3 separate regions of the Homo sapiens genome follow, and all the other regions are linked to region 1. Evidence: chromatin contacts called from ENCODE Hi-C or POLR2A ChIA-PET data. All regions are on one chromosome and are shown on one strand. Each heading gives the region's core, a stretch centred on a gene start or an enhancer-like site at or near the end of the contact. The rest is flanking DNA. Distances are from core to core; before and after follow the strand shown. Region 1 holds the start of PCGF5 (polycomb group ring finger 5). Region 2 holds the start of HELLS (helicase, lymphoid specific). Region 3 holds the start of ATAD1 (ATPase family AAA domain containing 1).

Evidence for each region. Hi-C counts contacts between places; a loop is a spot of excess contacts on that map. ChIA-PET counts read pairs that join two places held with the same protein, here RNA polymerase II (POLR2A). Pooled maps may share reads with other maps.
Region 2: a loop to region 1 is called in a map with no recorded cell type, with 7 times the contacts of the local background. The contact joins the promoter of HELLS here to the promoter of PCGF5 in region 1. A Hi-C loop is called at or near these places in 1 of 37 single-sample maps with no recorded cell type and 1 of 50 pooled maps. POLR2A ChIA-PET finds 5 or more read pairs at or near these places in 1 of 52 experiments (OCI-LY7).
Region 3: a loop to region 1 is called in a map of naive thymus-derived CD4-positive, alpha-beta T cell, with 12 times the contacts of the local background. The contact joins the promoter of ATAD1 here to the promoter of PCGF5 in region 1. A Hi-C loop is called at or near these places in 2 of 168 maps with a recorded cell type or tissue (CD4-positive, alpha-beta T cell and naive thymus-derived CD4-positive, alpha-beta T cell) and 5 of 50 pooled maps.

The regions. Positions count from the first base shown.
Region 1 is chr10:91,217,641-91,222,417 of GRCh38, forward strand. PCGF5 (polycomb group ring finger 5) reads left to right here and starts at 3,023. Exons shown (of 10, transcript NM_032373.5): 1 at 3,023-3,196. RefSeq lists an enhancer at 2,563-2,632 and silencers at 2,823-3,132, 3,203-3,662, 3,352-3,646.
Region 2 is chr10:94,543,307-94,548,158 of GRCh38, forward strand. HELLS (helicase, lymphoid specific) reads left to right here and starts at 2,482. Exons shown (of 22, transcript NM_018063.5): 1 at 2,482-2,646; 2 at 3,071-3,192. The coding sequence starts at 2,616. RefSeq lists enhancers at 1,538-2,162, 1,576-1,625, 2,163-2,787, 2,788-3,411 and a silencer at 2,336-2,415.
Region 3 is chr10:87,815,925-87,820,557 of GRCh38, forward strand. It overlaps ATAD1 (ATPase family AAA domain containing 1), which reads right to left and starts at 2,302. Exons shown (of 10, transcript NM_001321967.2): 1 at 2,243-2,302. It also overlaps the pseudogene CFL1P1. RefSeq lists a silencer at 2,400-2,449.

The DNA.
Region 1 (4,777 bases), core at 1,773-4,272:
TATCACTTTGGGATTATGCTTCTTTGATAGGGAATCACCAGTGGCCACTTCACTCCTAAGTGCCATCTAGACAGTTATTTCCCTCCCTCTCCTCATCCATTCTTCCCTTTCTTTCTTCCTTGTTTAACAACAACAAAAAAAGTTAATCTGTGTGTTTTTTCTTTAGACATAGTCTCGCTCTTGTGCCCCAGACTAGAGTGCAATGGCGCGATCTTGGCTCACTGCAACCTCCACCTCCCAAGTTCAAGTGATTCTCCTGCCTCAGCCTCCCTAGTAGCTGGGATTACAGGCACCTGCCACCAAGCCTGGCTAATTTTGGTATTTTTAGTAGAGACAGGATTTCACCATGTTGGCCAGGCTGGTCTTGAACTCCTGACCTCAGTTGATCTGCCCGCCTTGGCCTCCCAAAGTGCTGGGATTACAGGCGTGAGCCACCGTGCGCAGCCCTAATCTGTTTCTTACCAGACCTCCCTTAAGTTCTGGGACTTGAGAAGTACTCTCAAGAGGTATTAAAGAAAACTGAAGCTGACACCTTTGTTTTTGTCTTGGCTCTACCAGAATCAGCTCTGTAATTATGAATTCACCACGTCTCAGGATCTTAGTTTCTACATCTATAAAATGAGAAAGCTGAAGTACATTATTGATAAGGGGACTCCCAGCTATGATTCCTTTATCCTGCCTTTTTTTTTCCCCTGGTCCTATATCCAGTTGCTTCCAGGCCTTTGTTTACTTGAGGGTCCCACTGGTACTTGAGATTTGTTATCAGAGCTACCCCCTCATGTTGTAGCTTCCGTCATTTGTCCTCTGCCCCCACTGGCAGTACCAAGGGACTAGACTAGGATAAGTAACTGGTAAGGAGCCCCAGGGGAGAAGGAGAGGCAGCACAGCAGCTGAAAGTCCCATGTTTTAATACTTACAATCTGCATACACATCACACAGGAAAGTTGCCATTTCACAACACTCCCTCTTACCATTACTTTTGTTATTATTCTTATTTTATTATTATTATTGAGACAGAGCCTTGCTCTGTCTCCCAGGCTAGAATGCAGTGGTGCGATCTCGGCTCACTGCAACTTCCACCTCCTAGGTTCAAGCGATTCTCCTGCCTCTGCCTCCTGAGTAGCTGGGACTACAGGCGCATGTCACCATGCCCGGCTGATTTTTGTTTTAGTAGAGATGGGGTTTCGCCATATTGGCCAGGCTGGTCTCAAACTCCTGACCTCATGATCCGCCCACCTCGGCCTCCAGAAGTGCTAGGATTACAGGCATGAGCCACCGTGCCAGGCCTATTATTATTTTTTTAACCAGACAAATGTTTGAGTTTTTAAACTTGTTTTTATTTTGTGTATGTGTGCATTTTTTTAAATTGGGGTGGGAGAGATGGAATGGTTGCTGAAGAAGGCAGAGGCGAAACCACAGAACACTTAACTGCAAACTATTGCTGCCTCTCCAGACACAAAGCACAGATTGCCTTATAAAAGTTGTAGTTCTCCCTCATCCCAAGTCCATTCTGGCAACCCCACCTCCACATTCATCCTCAGGTACTGCTGTATCACATGTTTGTGACCCCTTCCTTCATTGCTAACATATGTCATCCTAAAACCCGCCTTCAAGCTCGTTTCCTTCAGGAATACTGATTAACCGCACTTGTGATAGGTCACCAATCACATTTAAGCCCCCTGGACTCCACTGTTATTCTTTTAAAACATATTTAAAATAGTTTCAGACACAAAATAGGAACATACCAAGTCTTTTTTATATATTGTGGTATATATACAGTAATATCCTCCAATGCATATTTTAAACACACTAGAAGTAGTGTGATTTTTCACATACTGTTCTGTTTAGTCTCTGAAATGAAAGATATGAAGCATAAAGAGTAATCCTACTGCCATGAAGTCATTTGACCTCACTTGTTTTCTCTTACTCATTGTGATTGCTGCGACTTATGAAGTTGATCCCAGCTTGGACATTGGCATGTATGATTTTGGAAAATGGTTCTTTAAAGGACTATACGAATGTGGTCATTTAAAGCTGTTTCAGAAAATGTATTGCTCCTGCTGTGATATTAGAAATGGCAATTTTTAAACATGTCAAAGTTTGATTATAAAATGGATAGTTTAAAAAGCTGCCTTGGTCTACTGCTTGATGCATTTTAAATTTGAAATGGATCTTTGAACACTTGTATGGCTGCTGGACTAGCGGTTGTTAAGTTTGTTGGTTTGCCACTTAGAGTCATCTATCACTTTAGTAAGAAGTTAACGCCTATCAGTTGGAGAAAAAGCAAATATTTTGCATTGACAGTCTCCCCTACCCTCTATTATTGTCATTTTCTTAAGCCATCACTGCTCTGGCTTCTAGAATACACATTTTTGAATGAAGGTTTTTGCAGTGAATGGTCTCTTGTAGATCTCAAAGTCCACTAGAAAGAGTACTGGGTTTTTGTTTGTTTTGAACGTTGCAAACAGTAATGCTTCTTTACCACTCACCCTCCCCCCACCCTCAACCTCCACAACGTTCCCGTTTGCTTATAGTTGTCAACGACCATGATCTCTGGACCCACACTACAGTAACAAGTTTGTCAGTCATTTTCAGATAAGGTGCAAATCAAGGGATGGCTTTGTCCCCACTTCGGCGCAGGTGGGACAGACTTGGGGAAGACGCAGCTGAAGAGACAAATTCTCAGGGTGCGTCAGTCTCATCACTGACCGTTGCTTTTAAACCCTCCAGGGAAAATATGCCAGTCATTGTTATGATGTAAACAACCGAAGGGGTGGACGGTGAGGATAAGAAGAACCGAGATAATATTTGGCCAGAGCTACGTGTAGCACAGGGAGCCAGGGCGGCAGCTGCACCTGCGAGCAGCGCAGGCGGCAGGCGCGGCCTCCGGGCGTGGTGGTGGGCGTGGCCGGGCGGCGGGGGCGTGGCCGGGCGGCGGGGCGGGCGGTGCCGCCGGTTGGAAGTGGGTGGAGTTGCCCTTGGAGGCGGCACCGGACCTGGGCCCCGAGGCCCGCCGCGCCCTGTCGGGCCTGAGCCGAGTGGCCCCACAGAGCCGGCGCGCTCCCGCCTGCAGGGGGAGAGCAGACGGGGCGCGGGGACCGGCCAGGCCGCGGCGGGTGCTGTTTCTGTTTCACTTTCCTTCACTCTGAGGCCGGCGCGCTGGCGGGCGAGGAGCGGCGGCGGTGGCGGCCGCTGGGTAGGTACCGGGCGGGCTGGGGAGCTGCAGGGACGCCAGACTCCTCACCCAAGTTTGCGCCTCAGGCGAGAGCGACACCTCCAGACACCTGCCCTGGCCGGCCCAGCCTGGAGCCGGGAGGGCCCTTCGGGTGCAGGGGGCTACCGACCCGGGCGGGGGCTTCGGAGCTGTGCCTACCTCGGCGGGGAGAGCGGCCGGCTGCGGACGCCGGCCCCGGGAAAGGCTGCTCGCTCTCCCCGGCCTGAGCAGCGCGCCCGCGGGGCCTGGGCCCGCGCACCTGCCGGGCGGGCGCGGCTGTGCTGGGACCCCACAGGGCTGTACCGCTGGGTCCTGCCGGAGAACGCAGAAAAGTTCCCCCTTGCCCCCGCCCCGTCATTGCAAGTTCTTGCTTCCCTTAACTGTCTTGGTCACAGGGCTCTGTGCCTTAGGATCTTAGTACCACCCCAGGTCGGGACCGTGCATTTCCTCTTCCAGAGGACTTTCTCTTACTTTGGAGTTTCATGGCAAACCTGTGGGAAAGGCAAGGCAGTTAATCCCAACTTATAGAGGAGGAAGCCGAGACCCAGGCTCAGATATGAAACGGTTTGCTGAAGGTCATACAGGGGTAAGGGCCAGAACCCTGATTCCCTGTCTTTTAATTATGCTTGCTTTCTGTTACACGCACGAATACGGTTTCCCAAGAGGATAGGATGATTACACGTAGAGCCTATTCCCTGCACATTCGCAGTGGGTATGTGTTGATGGAATGCCTTTTACCTTTCCGGTTGCTTTATATTTACCAATGAGTTAACAGCTAAGATGGGGGAAAGTTCCTGTTTATAGAATGCACTTAGGAAAATCAACACCTTTCATGTTGTGTTTTCTGAGAGGATACATATTTTACAGTTAAAAAAAAAAAAAAACCTGAGACAGGAAAGTAGCATTATCCAGGTTATATATCTACTAAATATGACCAGTTTCTATTGAAGAGTTTTTGGTCTAACAAAGAAGGTAAAGAATGAACGTAACTATAAATCAAAATAAAAGGCAAATGTAATAGGAAAGAAGTAAGCATTAAAAACTAGGGAAAGATTGCACTGAGAATAGCATTGGAGAAGGGCTTGAAGGATAGGTGGCATGCAGACAGAGGAGAGAAAGGGCGTGTTGGATAGAGTGCTTAGAACCTGCAGAGGAGACGGTGGGAGAGGAGTGATCCCTTCAGGTTGAAGAAAGTTGTTGAAGGGTATATTAAGGTTAACCTGTAGAAGGTCTTATGTGACAGAATGGGAAACATTTTTCTGTTTGTAAAGAGAAGACACTGACATTCGTTGATAAGAAGACCCAACCAAGTGTCACAAAATAAAATGTGCCTCGTAGCAGAATATAAGATGGACTGCAGGTGGAGAGGTGATATACAAGTAGAGCAGCCGGGCATGGAATAGCAGAGGATATCAACTTGGTTTGACTCGTAACTGGATGAAGGGTTAAAAATGGAAATGGGGAACATTTTGATAGGGAGGATAATTACTTAAGTTTTTAATCTTTTAACTTGTATTGGCAGGGACTCCTAATAGAGCAGTCAAGCAGATAGTTAAAATGCAT
Region 2 (4,852 bases), core at 1,232-3,731, 3.3 Mb after region 1:
CTTAAGACCCAAACTCCCTGATGGCTTGCAGGTAAGGATTTTTAAAGGCAGGGGTAAATTTCAGGAAAGCAGAAATTACAGGCAAAGTCATTGATTAATACATGGAGTCTATGTATTGTTTCGACCGCCATCTCAAAGGGTAGGTAGGTCAAAAGGTGGATTAAAAGGTAGGTCATAGATGGATTAAAAGGTTTTCTGATTTGCAGTTGGTTCAGGAGGTGAAGCTTTGTCTAAAAATTTGGGGAGCTGGGTGTGGTAGAGTGTGCCCGTAATCCCAAAATTTCTTTCCCTTTGACTTGGGAGGCTGAGTGGGAGGATGGCTTGAGCCCAGGAGTTTGAGACCAGCCTAGGCAATATAATGAGACTCCATCTCAATTTTTAAAAATTAAAAAATAAAAATTTGGGATCAGCAGAAAAGAATGCTAGCTCTGCTTGTGTGTGTGACCTCCTCCAGGCCCCTAGGAATAAATTTAGAACAAATGAGGCAGCAGAGTGCCAGCACATGTGTTTGGTGGCGCTTGGGGTTTCTAAAAAACAACTCAGAGACATGTGTTAAGATATTATCTCTAGTTTTTATAAAGGAACCAAACATCTCCTGAATCTAACTTCCTGGGCTGTTGTTTTAGGCTACCATTACCTTCTTCCTTATCAAGTTGCTTATTTACTTGTCAGGGCTAGCTAGGTTCCTGGAATTTCCCTTGAAGCAACTCAAGATTTCCCTTTATTCCCATGGTTTTTTTTTTTTTTTTTTTTTTTTTTTTTTTTGAGACAAAGTGTAGCTTTATCACCCAGGCTGGAGTGCAGTGTTACAATCTCGGCTCACTGCAGCCTTGACCACCTGGGATCAAGTGATTCTCCCACCTCAGCCTCCCAAGTACTAGGACCACAGGCATGTGCCACCACAGCCGGCTAATTTTGGAAATGTTTGTAGGGGCCAGGCACAATGTGTCACGCCTGCACTCTCAGCACTTCCGGAGGCCGAGTTGGGAGGATCCCTTGAACCTAGGAGTTCGAGACCAGTCTAGATAACATGGCGAAAAACCGTCTCTACCAAAAAACAAAAACACACAAAAACCCCAAACCAACAAAAATTAGCCTGGAATGGGCTAATGTCCGACACTAAAATGTCCGGGCGTGGTGGCACGCACCTGTAGTCTCAGCTACTTGCTAGGCTGAGGTGGGAGGATCAACTGAGCCCAGGAGGTGGAGATTGCAGTGAGCAGAGATCGTGCCATTGCACTCCTGCCTGGACGACAGAGTGAGACCCTATCTTAATAAAATAAAATATAGAGACTAGGTTTCGTTTCTATTTTTTATGAGACGGAGTCTCTCCCTGTTGCCCAGGCTGGAGTGCAATGGCGCGATCTCTGCTCACTGCAACCTCTGCCGCCCAGGTTCAGGCGATTCTCCTGCCTCAGCCTCCCGAGTAGCTGGGACTACAGGCGCCTGCCACCGTGCCCGGCTGTTTTGTATTTTTAGTAGAGACAGGGTTTCACCATCTTGGCCAGGCTGGTCTTGAACTCCTGACCTCGTGATCCACCCGCCTTGGGCTCCGAAAGTGCTGGGATTACAGGCGTGAGTCACCGCACCCGGCTTGTAAACTCTTAAATTTTGTATAGACACAATCATACAAGTTGTGGGAGTCAAAATGAAGGAAACGGGTGGTTACATGGTAGGTATATTTAATGCCATACATCTTAAGAAATTGGAGGTGGGAAAGGGAGCCCTGGAGAGGGAGACAAAGGAAATAGTTGAAAAGGAATGCAAACAAGAAAAGGAGGAATTGAAAGCTGAAGTGAAAACCAGGGACAAGAAAAGCTCCGCTCCTTCCTTCACTGCCCACTCGAATGAATGAATCCTGTTTGGTTTCCTGAATCTTCCTTCTGCTGGCCACTCCGCTTGGTCCATCACTTCTTTCAGCTTGCCCTTATCCTAAACAGCTTTCTTTAACCCAGTCATAATCTTAATTTCCTGTTCCTTCTCTCTCCCGTCCCACCCACAAAAAAGCCCTCCTCTTTGTCATTTTGGGGGATTTTTCACTTAAGATGTGAGCCGCGCGCTGCGGGTGCGGCGAGGCTGGCCCTATAAAAATGTTTCTGTTTCTGACATCCTCGTGCAGATACGCAGACGTCTCTACCTACAGGATCATGGGCTAGCGGGTGCTCAATCACAGCAGCCAGCGTTGGAAGGCGCCTTGCAAAGTATTAACAGCACTATCAAACTTTAATTGCGTAGTTCGGAACCAGATATGTGAGGAAACTGGGTTCTCCACGATCGGCCACCTCGCCCAATCTCACAGGATAGTTACAGGCTGAGTTCGGCAGCGGGACCCAGTTTCCTCCTGAGAGAGGTCCAGGTAAAGGTTTACGGTTGCCACAGGTCAGTCCTGACGAAAACCGCAAGCTGCGCCAAATCTCGCGCAGCGGGGCGGGAGGGCGGGTGGGGAATGTAAGGTATCGCGAGATGACAGGATTTTCCCGCGAAGGAGAAGCGCGCTTTTTTCCCTGGCGGGGGATTTGGCTAGAAGGCTGGGCCGGCAGCGGTTGTGAGGAGTTAGCTCGCGGCATTGCAGGCTCTGAGAGGAGGGGACCCGGTTCCCGGGTGAGTGTCCAGGCATGCCAGCGGAACGGCCCGCGGGCAGCGGCGGTGAGTGAGGAAAACCTTTTGGGCGCGGGTGGCAGCCTGCGGGGCTGAGGTGGGCAAGCATGGAGGCTGCGGCGGAGTTTCGGGGAGGGAGCCGACCCCGGGCAGGGACTGAGGAGGAAAGGAGGGTTGGGAAACTGCAACGGTGAGTGGAGGACACCCCGGAATCGCACGTATTAGCATGCCGGTGAAGATTTCACATAGGCAACTGCATTTTCCCGAGCATCCCGAGTTGTAAACTGTGGTCCAGGCGACTTGTAGACATTGTGAAGACTTACGGTGTCTTCTGAGAGGTGATGCTGGCGTCCCCTCGGTCTTCAGCTTTTGCTCCAGTGCATCTCGGGTGGGAGAAAGGCTGTTTCTTGTTGGAGTTGAGTAGTTGGTAATTTTTTTAAAACTGCAATTTGAAAGCTTTCTCCCCCGTCAGGCTCGGAGGCTCCAGCAATGGTTGAACAACTGGACACTGCTGTGATTACCCCGGCCATGCTAGAAGAGGAAGAACAGCTTGAAGCTGCTGGACTAGAGAGAGAGCGGAAGATGCTGGAAAAGGTAATTTAGGCATCAGGTTCGTCGTCGTGAAAGCCTGTGGTAACCTCGGCTTTAACCCGGAGGTGTGGTTTGTGTTCTTTGCTTTCCTATTTAGTGGGCTTTTTAATAACTGAAAGAAAACAGCTTTATTACTTGTCTTTTTTGTATGTTTACAGATATTGCCTTTGAGAATCCTTTCGCAAGTGCTTTGAATGGTGTGTTTCTATGAGATGTAGTCTTGGTAGTCCCATCACTTTTAAATGAGCATTTCAGATTGCTTGTTTAGCCATGAAAAGTCTTTCAAAGTCCATAGTGAGTTTTTTCGTTTGTCATCCTTATTTCCTTTAAAAATTACCTTAAATGTATGTCTCATGGCAAACAGGAATCGCTAAAACCTGCAGAAGTAATGTACTAGACTGAGGGCAGGAGAAGTTAGCATCAATCAAAGGCTGGGCTGGAATCCAAGTCTAATGATTTCCTTATACTGTAGTGCTGTTTTCCACCTAAGTGATCAACTTGCTGTTTGTTTTTCTTTTGGTTTCATGGCCTGTGTATTGCTACATAAGATTCTTTAGCTAAAAATGTGCCGTACTTTTTCAATGACAAGTTGCTGTAGTTTTCTTGTAGAGAGCATTTTGTAAGTTACTAAAAACAGTTTTTAACCTGAAAAATTCTTGTTTATTCTAAAGCCCCACCCTGCTGCTTGATTCATATGCAAGAAAAAGAATGATCGTTGACTCTTAAGTACTGCCTAGTACGTGGTTTTCTTGTGCTTTATTAATTTATTAAACTCTACCGATATTATGATATAGGTTATTTTTTGTTATTTTCATTTACAAATGAAGAAACTGAGGGAGAAGGGCACATAGTAAGTGTTGAAGTCAAATTTCAACTCAGGCTGCCTGCAGAATTTCTGTCCTTAATAATAGTGAATTAACTCATGATTATAAAACTACTTAAGTTGGAAAATAATGCATTCCAAAAACGAGTAATGAGGCCGTTGGTTCCCTGTTATGTCAACAATAATTTTTTTGTCAGCATTGTTAATACTTCTTGAACATTTATTAGGAGTCATGCATTGTTTTGAATGCTTTATATGTATTTACTCATTGAATCCTCAACTATTCTGTAAAGTAGATGTTCATTATTACTATTACTGCTATTAAACTTACTAGTTTAATTACTAGTATAAACAATTGCTATTATTGAACTACACAACCAAATAGGTTTTATTAGTCATCTTATTTTACAGATGAGGAAACTGAGGCACATAGAGGTTGTTTGGGTGCCACAGTTGGTAAATGGCAGAGCTAACATTCCAGTGTAGGCCATGTGGTTCTAGAATGCACATTTTTTAACTACCATGCTATAGTTCCACTCCAGTAATACTCCTTCCGTTATTACTGATGATCTCTGGTTGACTATAACCAGTTAAGGTAATATATTAACAAATTTTCTTTAAGTAACATCAATACTTTTTGCTTCAGGGTAGATGTGAATTAACAGAATTGAGAGGTCTGACCTGAACCACCTTTTCTCATTCTTTGAATTTTCATAGTACTTTATTACACAGAATTTACCATGACCAAATAAGTAATGATAAATACTTCATACTACTTTTTGATTCTTTCTCACTTTGTTTCTTGAGGGTGCATCACTTGCTGTTTTGTTTTTGTAGGCT
Region 3 (4,633 bases), core at 1,052-3,551, 3.4 Mb before region 1:
TTTTCCCTTCAGCGTATCTGTCTAGTATCCTGCATGGGCCATTTACCCTCATTCACCTAGGATTAGTCAAATTCTATCCTAACTTCAAAAATCAACTTTATTTGCTCCATAAAGCCTTTCAAATCACATGAATCTTCGTATTATTCATTTCGCCCTATTACACTATCTTAAAAAAGTCTTGCTTTTGAGATATCTACTCGACTAGAGTTTAAATCCTTATAAACAAGATGTATATCTTATCTACCTTTATAACTGTCACACACAAAACAGACGTTTATAATTGCCACACACAAAACAGAGGCTATTCAAAAATTATGTTCAACAGATAAATTGTAACTGAAGGAAATCTCCCATTCAATCATTGCAACAGTCACTTCTGAAGGATTTCCAAAAGGTTCCACATTTCTCCACTAGGAGCCATTCACTTCACAATAATTAGATTTAATTTAAACTTAACAACTAAATAATTGAAAGCCTTCATTTTGGAGGAAGAAACTTTGGCCTAGGGATGGTAAATGATTTAATTCATTCAATTTGCATTTACTGAACATCTATATATGACGCCCACTATATATTGGATATACAATAATTGTTAAGATATCACCACTTCATTCAAAGAACACACTGTCCGGCTATTATATTAATTATAAAGAAAGCAAAAGAAGCCAAAAAGGAGAAGGCACCTAACTGAAATCTCTCTTCATGGAACAAACCAAAGTGTGCTATCTTCCATCAGCATGGATTCCAAAAAAAACGGGTTACACAATATTTCACTTCTCATAGGAAGTAAAAAACTGACTTTTCTAGTCTTTATTCCACAAAGTTGAAAATGCAGTTGAAACGTGTTATATCACTACGTGGGGTATACTCACAGAGGAAAATAATTTAGACAAGATAAGGGTTTTATTAACCTAATCTGTGAAAAGCGGTGGCATTCCAGTAAAACGTTTTCGTTTTAGAGTTGGTAGTGATAAAACTACCAACCAAGTCATCTACTGGATATTCATTGAACTACATGAACAAATTAGGGCTGTTATGAACACATCCCAGTCATCAAGATAGTAACAACTTTTAATCCCATAAAAGGTCAACACACAAAACCCGTTTATATCCTTCCCAATTCTGAAATTTTTAATGTAATAAAGACTTAGGTCTACTAAGGCCACTTGTAAAATAGTAGTCTACCTTTTTAAATTACTTCAAAATCCTTCAATGAAACTGAAACTTGTTTTGTAGACTGTAACTATATATACTTTATTGTACACTCATGTATCATTCATTTGGTATTGATATACCTAAAATGTAAGGCTGTTACAGCAGCAATACCATCACCAGCGAACATACAATAAAAGCTGCATGCGCATACAACAGCAGGGAGCGTATTTCAATCCTGTATAAACATTAGGTTCAACAAAATGAATACACAAATATGTACATATACGATGATAGTGCTGTATGCAACTAAGAAACATCCTAAAACACTATAACCTAGAGTTATTTGTTAGGCAAATATGGTATCAGGTCGTTTCATTTTAAGTTCTCCATTTCCGAGTGGAAAACCGTGAAATCGTACTACCTCATCTATGAGCAATTTATTGACATGTATAGCATTCATAGCATAGCATTCACTGTAGTATTTCTCTCCTAATTCATTGCAGTATTTCACAAATCGTTTCTCAAACTCAAAAGTCCCAGTTTTGCAGGCATAAAGGCCCTACGAATACAGCCTATGACAATGAAGGCCTGCCAATCTTCACAAAGAGGGCAGGTTATTATTAACATCACCATCTTTTGTGAAAGCGTGCCCGGCCCTGAAGAACCACCTTCGATTTTGCACAAGGTGGTGGCCGCGCCTGTGCGACAATCAGACCTGGTTCATTCCAGCCGCCTTCGTCTAGGTTCGCCTGGTTCTGAAGTCTTCCGGGACGACCTCAAACCCCCACAGTGACCAGGATGCCGACAAAGATTCCCTCGGGAATGGCACGAGTCTTGGGGAAGAGCTAAGCAGACCCTAAGGGCCCAGGCCGGGCCGGACGCCAAGGCGAGGCCCGGGACGCCCTTGGAGGTTAATCCTCTAGATACTAAGGGCTGCGGGGCGCTTGGGGGCGGCACTGAGGTAGGGCGTGGGAGAAGACCGGGGTGACCTTTCCTCCGGGGGTTCCCAGGTCCGAGACGGTCCTTAAAGGACCTCAGAAGGATACGACAACCATCCCATGAGGCCCCACGGGAACCAGCTACTCACCCAGGGGCAGAAACAGCAAGAGCAAGTGCCCTCAGCCGGCCTCACACAGGAAGGAAACGCAACCTGGGAGAGAACGCTTCCGGCGGGAGGCGCGGCGCACTCCCTCCCACGGAGCATGCGCGACCCGCGGTCGCCGGCGCGGAGGGGGCGTGCTCCCAGGCTTAGAAACAGTGAGGGAGAGCAAATTCGCGCACCTGATGTCTGCTTAAGCTACCTGCTAGACTGAGACTTTCTGCGAAGCCGGCGTGTCTGCGAGCAGCACTCGCTAAGGCTCTGCGTTTAACAGACACTACCTTTGGGAAGGCGCTTATCACAAAAAGTCCCTGCCCTTCTCGCGGGCTCGGGGCGCAACCCTGACAAATCGGGCAGCCTTCTTGAGAGTGCAGAAATGCTCTGCGTACCCAGCAAATACATTCTCTCCTTCCCACCACTCTGTGCAAACCCTCACGCCGCGGCTTTGTGTCTGTACTTTAGCCAAAACGCAGAAGCTTATGGCCACCCTCCACTCCTCACCCCTCATCCCTCACCACCTGCCTTTCAATTCTCGGGTGAGCTCACCCTTCTCCCCCATCTCTGTGCTGACAAACACCTCGGGGTGGCGCCTGACAATCTTTCCGCGAAAAGATTTAGCAGCCCACGCCACCAGACTCGGTAGTTAGGACGGAATAGGGCATCTGGTAACAGATTTTGCATTTTGGTGATTTCCCTTTTTCTTTCACCCCTTTTCCTTTCCAGAACGAGCGACGTGACACAAGAGGTCCCAAGGGAGCAAACCTGAAAGCCAGAGCCTCCTGAATACACAAACTGCCGGTGGGCCAGATGACATTAGACACTCCTGAGATACGAGAAGCATCACTTCCTTCAGACAGAGTCGGTGAGACTATGATGTAATGAGAGTTCTCCCTGTGTTCCTCAGGAAGGCAGCTTGTGCCTTTCTACTTGAGGCATCATCTTTGATGGCTAAAGAATTCTGCAGCTTGGCCAGCGCGGTGGCTTACGCCTGTAATCCCAACACTTTGGGAGGCCGAAGCGAGAGGATCACTTGAGGTCAGGAATTCGAGACCAGCCTGGACAACATAATGAGAAATCGTCTCTACAAAAAAAAAAAAAAAAAAAAAAAAAAAACCACCTAAAAATTAGCTGGATTTGGTGGCGCATGTCTGTAGTCCCAGCTACTTGGGAGGCTGAGGTGGGAGAATCGCTTGAGCGTGGGAGATCACGGCTGCAGTGATCAAGCCACTCCACTCCAGCCTGGGCGACAGAGCAAGCCCCTGTCTCAATAATAATAACAATTTTGCAGCCTGATTGTTAACGAATGTTACTAGTTACAAACTTGTAATAATGTGGTGAAGATAATACCTAGTTAATGTCTGCTGGGGTGGGGCAATAAGCTTCTATGTGCTTTACATGCATAACCTAAATATCTCCCCCAAAATCCTCTAAAATAGCTATCATTTTCTCCGTTTTTACAAATGAGCAAATTTTAAAGCTTAAACCTTAGAGAAACTTTTCTAAGTTCATATACTTGGGAAATAAAGGCAACAATTTCATTGGAACATAGGTCTGTCTAATTCATACCTTGTACTTTACGTTTTCTCTTTGAGATGGTAATTTAATACCAGCTAAACTTTAAAATCTAGTTGAAAGTAAGACCATGAAATGCCAAAATCACAAGGCTTTAAAGGATGGGATGAAAGGGATGCATGAATGTTGAAAACTATGATTAAGTTCATGGACAGGAATCAGAATGGAATTGAATACACCCGTGCCTGTTTAGTATTTAAGGCTTTATATACGTGCATGCCTACATTCCTAATTTAAAAAAAAAATGGATGTGAAGCTAGGTTTGGGATTACTAGACTATTTAGAGAGATAGACCTTTGAGAAGAACGGAAAGATTATGAGACGAGGACAATGTTCATTAAAAACAAACAACAACAACAACAACAAAAAACAGAGGCTATCAGTGCTCAGCAGACTTTCAAGAGACTCTCCACTGGGTCCTTGGATGATCCCAAGCTGAATCATTGCTTGGGAGGCTCATGGACACATGGTTTGGCAGGGCTAAAAGGGGGAGGGTCACTAAAGGCAAGAAACAGGTTTTGTGCCCCAATAGGGTAATTATATCCACTGGTAAGGAAAATGAGCTGAGAAATTCAAGATAGTAATGGATTTTCATTCATTTACTGAGTGAAATTGGTTCAACTAAGAGCCTCACCTGCCCTCTTCTAAGGACCAGGGTGACCAGCCTACCCAGTTTCAGTTTGCATGAGACTAAAAGGTTTGCTGGGATATAAAACTGGCTGACAAAGTCTCAGGCAAATCATGAGTCACTCTACTAGAGACATCCTAAATGAATCCTACAATGAAATGGAGTTCCCAGTATGGTTA